Regions from separate parts of the Homo sapiens genome. Here region 2 is linked to region 1. A link is a contact called in ENCODE Hi-C or POLR2A ChIA-PET data. All regions are on one chromosome and are shown on one strand. The core of a region is the stretch at or near the end of the contact, and the rest is flanking DNA. Distances in the headings are between cores, read along the strand shown. Region 1 has its middle 110 kb from the start of IFFO2. Region 2 overlaps MICOS10-NBL1 (MICOS10-NBL1 readthrough).

What was found. A loop is a pair of places that touch in the nucleus more often than their neighbours do. ChIA-PET counts read pairs that join two places held with the same protein, here RNA polymerase II (POLR2A).
Region 2: a loop to region 1 is called in a map of K562, with 2.3 times the contacts of the local background. The contact joins two enhancer-like sites. A Hi-C loop is called at or near these places in 1 of 168 maps with a recorded cell type or tissue (K562). POLR2A ChIA-PET finds 5 or more read pairs at or near these places in 1 of 52 experiments (activated T-cell).

The regions. Positions count from the first base shown.
Region 1 is chr1:19,065,425-19,069,277 of GRCh38, reverse strand. No RefSeq gene overlaps it. Among named protein-coding and RNA genes, the nearest start is that of IFFO2, 110 kb to the right of the region's middle. RefSeq lists a silencer at 549-843. Within about 2 kb of position 1,922, at least 12 of the 41 ENCODE cell types and tissues checked have a DNase peak (open chromatin) inside an H3K27ac peak, as active enhancers do.
Region 2 is chr1:19,649,246-19,653,098 of GRCh38, reverse strand. The region is part of intron 1 of MICOS10-NBL1 (MICOS10-NBL1 readthrough); the gene reads right to left. The region is part of intron 1 of NBL1 (NBL1, DAN family BMP antagonist); the gene reads right to left. Among named protein-coding and RNA genes, the nearest start is that of NBL1, 6.9 kb to the right of the region's middle. RefSeq lists an enhancer at 2,057-2,674. Within about 2 kb of position 1,803, at least 20 of the 41 ENCODE cell types and tissues checked have a DNase peak (open chromatin) inside an H3K27ac peak, as active enhancers do.

The DNA.
Region 1 (3,853 bases), core at 673-3,172:
ATAGAGCAAGATTCCATCTCAAAACAACAGCAGCAACAACAACAAAAACCAGGAATCACAGAATGTCTGGGGGAGGATCTCTTAGGCTCCACAGCACCCCTCTCCTTATCTTACGGGTGTCAGGACAGATACCCAACCTGACATGCACACACACATGTACACGCCTTCCAGGCACTCACGAGTTCAGTTGCTTTGGTGACATCTGTTTGCTTTCCATGCTTTATTTCTGTCTCTCTGCTCTGTGTTTCCTGCCCTGGGGGGGCTACTCCCTTCCTCCCCATCCTTATCTGTTGCTCAGTCTTGGAGCTTGGCCTGGTACCCATGAGTTGCCAACCTGCCCCCTTTGGCCTCCTTAACAGGCCTGGAGAAGCTGAGCAAGGCATGTGCAGAGGCAGAACCGTTTCTGCTGCCGCCTGGCCGGGTCAGAGGGACCCTGCCCTCCAGAGCATCAGGGCCCCAGCCTGGGATGGGAGGGCTACCGGCTGCCATCCGCCCTGGGAGCTGCCCCTGGCCAAGGGTGCCGGGGTCGGCACCCACTGCGTTTCACTCTGTGCCCCTTTGCCCTGACTTCAGAGCTTGAAGGTGAACTCTGACCCCTTCACTCTAGGGTTGGGGACAGTGGGCATGGAGAGCAGGAGCGGAGTTGCCTGAGGCCCCCAACTTGCAGTCCATCACTTTCCCACATCGCACACAGGCCAACAGGGTCCCGGGCACGTGGGGCCTGGCAGCACTCCAGGTGGGCACCCAGCAGTGTGATGACTTCCTGGAGGAAAGAGTGGGGTGGGAGGTGCCTGGCTTGAAGTGTGGGGGGAGCTGGTGCTCTGTTTTAGGGGTCAAAGTGACGATGGAGTATGAAGACAAGTATCCCGCCAGCTCACCTCCTCTGGCTACTCCTGGCTCTGAGTCGGTGCCGATCTCCGGCCACTGCCACAAGCCCCAGTGACCTTCAGCATCTGCAGCAGGTTGCGGGCTTCCTCCTGAGGGGTGTGGGGTGCCAGCCTCTGGCAGCCTCTCGGGACATTGCCAGAGGTTGGGCAGGCCTCTCAGGAAAAGGGAGATGAGCTTCTGGGGCGCTGGGGTGAGGAAGCTGTGGTGGGAGGTATCTAAGGTCACCACCTCTGACGGTGGTGGGACCCACAGTGGGTATGGGGCAGCAGGATCTGTGCTTTGCTGAGTTTCTGAGTCAGGGGGCTGGGACAGGACCAGAATTAGCCCCAGGTGCCAAGTTTACAGGGGGAAGTCATCCAGAGCCCCGAACTCTCACGCAGGATGGGAGGTGGGGGTGTTCTGGGCATGGGCAGGAGTGAAGGGCACAGGGTCTCAGGCTCATTGTTCTTTGGACTCTGTTCCTTAGATCCCTCTGCTGCCTTTGGCCAATGACCTTGACACCCCATCCACCCCTTCTGTCCACAAGCCAGCTTGGTCCCGACAAGGAGTCCTGGCTGGACCCCTTGTTAGGCTGTTCCCGGCTTCAGAGATCTGGGAACTGTACCAGAGTTGTATTTACTGAGCACCCACTCCAGCAGGATCACCATGCCTCACGTGATCTCCAGTCCTTTTACTGTTGTTCTTCCTGTTTTACAGATGAGGAACCTTAGGCTCAGAGAGGCAAACTCACCTACCCAAGGCTGCACAGCACGTAAGTGAGATGCAGCCTCCCTGTCCAGCCAGCCTGAGCCCTGCTTCTTCACCTGGCCCTGCTCCCCATCTGGTCTGGGCACGGATTGGGTTAGATCATCCCAGCTCCCAGCAGGAGGGCACAGCTCTGGGATCCAGGGTTTGGCCAGGTGCCCAGCAGGCAGGCAGGGCAGCCACAGCCAAGGGTTAACTGGCCGCAGGCTGGGAGCCGTGCTCGGGGCTGGGCGGACAAGGTGCAAGGCCCTGGGAACCAGCTCCAGGCCGGGCTGACAGGGAGCTCCGCAGGCACCCCCATCAGCCCTCGTGCCAGAACAAACAGGGCAATTAGGAGGTGGCTTTTGTTTGGTGGGGCCTGAATGCTGGGCATGGAGCTGCTGGCGCTTCAGCCCCTACCCCCTCATGTGGCGGGAATCTGCTCGTTCACGGGACAGGGTCACATGCGGAGTGTCACAGCAGACAAAAGGACAATGCCACTCTGTTTCCTCGCCCAGTTTCAGAAGTGATGGCTGGAGGGCTGCTGCTTTTCACAGCACAGTGTGAATGGGGCCACCAGTCCCTCCCTCCCTTCCTGTCCCGGCAGCCAAAAGGGCTCCAGTCACCTCAAGAGCCATCGATCACAGGGGTGGCCCAGGCCATGGGACGCGGGCCCAGCACCTTCCCATTTCCCTCGCTCTGGGTTCTGCCTTGGGGCCCCACTTGGAACCCACTGTGCAGGGCTGGATTCCATACCCGACGGTCGTGTCCCGAGTCACCTCTCTGAGGCAGGCACTGTTAATCCCATTCCAATGAGGGAATCGGGGCTCGAGGATGAGGTTGCTTCACCCAAAGGAGGGGCTTGGGTTAGGGCTGCTGGGTGAAATTCAAGGTGCCAAGTTAAATCTGAATCTCACATAAACACCAAATACATGTAAACCTCTGACGGTGGCGGGACCCACAACGGGTATCGGGCAGTGGGATCTGTGCTTTGCTAGGTTCCTGAGCCCAGTGGGCTGGGACAGGACCAGAATTAGATCCAGGTGCCAAGTTTACAGGGGGCTCAGCCAGCGCCCTGAACTATTACAGTCTTTAGTATGGAGTATACTAAAAAAACATGACTCACCATTTCTCTGAAATACAAACTTCCCTGGACAGCCTGTATTTTTATTGACTAAATCTGGCAGTCCTGGCACAGGTGCTCACAGGACGTGCTGAGTTAAGCCAGCTCAGGCCCTGACCTCAGGGAGCCCCCTCTGCTTCAGAGAGACAAGTCCCAGACACAGGTTCCCACATGGAGGCCGTCGGAGCAGCAGGTGCCCTTGCCTGGAAGCCAGGACAGGCCTGGAGTGTCAGGAACAGGGACGTCGAGGGGCTGGTGAAGGGGCCAATCTGAGCGCCACGAGGGCCCTGAAGTGCTGTGAGCAGGGGAGGCAGGTTCCAGAAGCCTCAGGACCCCGCCTTTCTGCAGCGTTTCCTCTCCACAGGACTGTGCTGAGTCCTGGGGAGGGGGTGGGGGCTGCTCCAGGCGGCTCCCCAGCCCCTCCCTGCCTCGTCTCTCTGAGGCCGCTCCCTCCTCTGCCCCACCACACCTGCCAGCTCTGCATGGGGCCCCGAAGCCAGGGCTGGGTGGAAAGTGGTTGAGGTTGGAGTCTGGGGCCAGATTGGGTTCAGGGCTGGCTGGGCAACAGCCCTTCACCTGGCCAGGCCTTCGGTTTCATGTGTAAAGCAAACATGCCTCATTGGATTCACCAAGAGCCTGGCACAGAGGCGGCGCTGGAAGTGCGTCATTGGAGTTATGAAGGACCTACTCCCAGGAAGGGTCTTCACAGAAGCGGTTTCCGTTCCGTCTAAGGAAAACACAGCTGACAGCAGGGCTCCCACAGTGACAAGAGCTGTTTGGAGGTAGTGAGTCCCCTGTCATTGGAGGTATCCAAGCAGAGGCCAGTCTACTGGCCGTGCCTCAGATGTGTCACTTGGGAGGTGACAATGTCAACGGTCATTTCCAACTCTATGGGCTGGGTGGCAGGTGGAAAGTTCAAGGGCTTTGGTGTCAGACAGTCCTGGGTTCTAATTCTGGCTATGCGACCTTGGACAAGCTGCTTCCCCAGCAACCTCAGTTTTGCCCCTTGTAAAAGGCAGTCAGCAGCCTTGCCTCACAGGATAGATGTGACATGTTTGTTTGCAAAGTGCCCAGCTCTGAGCAGATGCCAAGGAGTTGTGGGTTCTAAGACACATCTCC
Region 2 (3,853 bases), core at 554-3,053, 580 kb before region 1:
AGCCAGGATGGTCTCGATCTCCTGACCTCGTGATCCGCCCGCCTCAGCCTCCCAAAGTGCTGGGATTACAGGTGTGAGCCACTGCGCCCGGCCTTACTTATCTATTTTTTTGAGACAGAGTCTCACTCTGTCGCCCAGGCTGGAGTGTCATGGCATGATCTTGGCTCACTGCAACCTCCGCCTCCCGGGTTCAAGTGATTCTCCTGCCTCAGCCTCCAGAATAGCTGGAATTACAGGCATTCGCCACCACACCTGGCTGATTTTTGTATTTTTAGTAGAGATGGGGTTTCACCAGGTTGGCCAGGCTGGTCTCAAACTCCTGACCTCAAGTGATCTGCCCACCTCGGCCTCCCAAGGTGCTGGGATTACAGGTGTGAGCCACTGCACCCAGCCCAGAGCCAAGTACTTTATAAAGTGTCTGGGGAGCACGGGTCTAGAGGTGGGCTGGCTGAGTGGGGCTCCTGCAGGGCTGTGAACCCCTCCAAGCACTCCGCTCCCCATCCAGCAAGTTCCCCCAGCTCCTGCCCCTCTCCTGCAGGTCTCCATCTCAGGGGACCCCAATGCCGGGATAAGCCCCACTCCCAGCCCACTGGGGAGGAAGGGCAGCTGGAAGTGAGGTCGGACAGGCTGCCCCCCCGCCGCCTCCCAAATGAGTTCCTGTCACGATCCAGGCCCTCACCCACGCATTTCCGGTCTTGCTGACAAAGCCCATGTTTCCAGTACAACCACATCCTAACAAAATAGAATGGATTCCTCCCTAACTGGCAACCCAGTGAATTTTTCAACAAGCCTGGCATGCAGGCGGCTTCCTCACTCCTGAGTCAGGTCTGCCCACAGCACACCTGAAGGGTCCTGGAGGTCCATTTAAGGCCAGGGCTCCCTGGGCTGGACTGGCCCCCTAGACCCTTAGGAGAGGTCCAGGGACTCTTGTCCTCCTATATCTGACCCCATCTTGCTTCCTCAGGAACAACAGGTCACAGGGGGCCAGGGAGGTGACTGGGGCAGAAAGTGATGTGGATTTGGAATTGAGACTGGGGTTGTAATGCAAGTAGCCTGGGCCAGGCATGGTGGCTCACACCTGTAATTCTAGCACTTTGGGAGGCCAAAGCGGGAGGACCACTTGAACTCAGGAGTCCAAGACTAGCCTGGGAAGCAAAGTGAGACTTGGTCTCAAAATAAAATAAAATAAAATAAAATATTTTTTTATTATCACACTGTGATAACACATTTTTTATTATCACATTATGCATTGTGATGTGCACCTGTAGTCCAGCTATGTGGGAAGCTGAGGCGGGAGGATGGCTTGAGACCAGGCTTGGGGCTGCAGTGAGCCATGATTGCGTCCCTGCACTCCAGACTGGGTGACAGAGCAAGAACCTGTCAAAAAGGAAAGGGAAAAAAAGGACAGGAAAGAAAAGAGGGAGGGAGGCAGGGAGGGAGGGACAGAGGGAGGGAGGGAGGCTGGGGTGAGCACTTGGAGTTGGAATTAGGAGAGGTCACAACCGAGGCTGTGGGTCACAACTAGGCTGAAGCCGAGTGTTGAGACTGGGGTTGAGGCTAATGGAGGCTTACTGGGAAATGGGGTAATGGTGACTTTTTGGAAGAGGTTGCAGGCCCAGAGATCAGGAACTGGTTATCAGCGTCAGGCTGGGACAGAGGTTAGGAGAAATGAGACGAACTGAGGCAGAAGGCCCCCTCCTTACCTTCCACCCTTTCCAGTGCACAGCTGAGGTTATCACAGGGCCAGCTGTGTCCACAGAGGGGTGCTATAACCCAACCCACCAGGCCCTAGCAGGCTCTCCGCAGGGCGCTGGGGCCTCGGCCTCCCCGGGCCAGCAGCGTGGAGCTCCAGCATTTTCCCCGGGCTCCCCCTGGAAGCGTGGACCCTGGAGTCCCCAGTGTTTGAACTGCAGCCCCTCCCCTTAGGAGCTGTGTGACTCCAGAAATAAGTTCACTCCTCAGAAACTGCCTTTCTCAACCCTAACATGGGAAGCATTGCACCTTCCCTGGAGAAGAATTGGGAGGAGTAAATGAAGGTACTCAGCACCTAGGAGGCACCCACTAAGGTCAGCTCTCTTCCCCCCAGGGGATCATGGGAAAGGCTGGGCCAGCATCAGAGCCAAGGCTGGGCTGGAACAGGAGGCAGCGAGGATGCCAGATGAAGTCTCTCCCACACACGGCTGTCATCCAGACACACCTGCCTCCGCCCACCCTCCTGCCCAGCCCCGAAGAGCCCAGGCTGCCCCCACCGGTGGGGTGGGCTCTTGGCTAGCAGGTTTTCTTTTTTTGTTGGTTTATGCTTTTTTGTTGGTTTACGCTTTTTTGTTTTTTCAAGCAGCAACTAATCTATTTTTTTTTTTTAAGCAGCGATCGTACTTTCCTTCCTGAGCCTTGAGAGCCTCACCCAGATTCTCAACCCTTCCTCCCGCCCTGAAGGTCACACAGCAAGTCATGGGACTCCCCAAAAGCGAGGGCGGGAAGGAAAGTTGGAGATCTCCCAGCCAAGTCTCCCTGCTCTGCAAGGGGCTGTCCCAAGGCCCCCAGCAAGTCAGGCAAAGCAATGCCCTGCCCTGGGCCGTTCAGGGCCCTGCAGTTCCACACTCACTCACTTCTAGGAGGGTGGGGAGAAAGGCAAGGGTGAGGGCAGGGAGCTGGGGGCACAGACCCTATGCCCACTCAGACACTCCCCTGAGGGGAGGTCCAGGGATGTGGGTAAATAGGGGGCAGTTGTTTTGAGTTGGCACAGTCAGAGATGGCTCTCAGGAGGGAAGCAGAGGTTCTGAATTCTGAACTAAATATAAGAGCGCAACTATAGTCATGCGTCAGTTAGCCATGGGGATGCACTCTGAGAAATGTGCCATTAGGTGATAGAGTGAACTCAAACCTGAATAGTCTAGGCTATTACAAACCTAGGCTATATGGCATAGCCCATTGCTCCTAGGCTACAAATCTGGACCACATGTGACTGTACTAAATACTGTAGGTCACTGTAACACACACGGAGGCTGAGGCAGGAGAATGGCGTGAACCCGGGAGGCGGAGCTTGCAGTGAGCCGAGATCACGCCACTGCACTCCAGCCTGGGCGACAAAGCGAGACTCTGTCTCAAAGAAAAGAAAAGAAAAGAAAACGTAAAGTAGGCTAAGCATGGTGGCTCACACCTGTAATCCCAGCACTTTGGGAGGCCAAGGTGAGAGAATTGCTTGAGCTCAGGAATTCAAGACCAGCCTGGGCAACATAAGACGATCCCATCTCTACAAAAATTTAAAAACTAGCCAGGTGTGGTGGTGCATGCCTGTGGTCCCAGCTACTTGGGAGGCTGAGGTGAGAGGATCACTCGGTCCTGGGAGGTTGAGGCTGCAGTGAGCCAGGATCATGCCACTACACAATCATGAAAGAAAGAAAAGGTGTAGTAAAAATACAGTATTATAATTCTATGGGAGGCCAGGCGCAGTGGCTCACGCCTGTAATCCCAGCATTTTGGGAGATCGAGGTGGCAGATCACTTGAGGTCAGGAGTTCGAGACCAGCCTGGCCAACATGGCGAAACCCCGTCTCTACTAAAAATACAAAAACTAGCCGGGTGTGGTGGCACATGCCTGTAGTCCCAGCTACTCAGGAGGCTGAGGCAGGAGAATCACTTGAACCCGGGAGGCAGAGGTTGCAGTGAGCCAAGATTGCACCACTGCACTCCAGCCTGGGGGACAGAGCGAGACTTCATCTCAAAATAATAATAATAATAATAATAATAATTTTATGGCAGCACCATTGTGTACGTGGTTCATCATTGTGTGGTGTGTGACTGGATATTAATTTATTCTGTCCTATGATAACTGCCTGATCCTATTCTTTCCC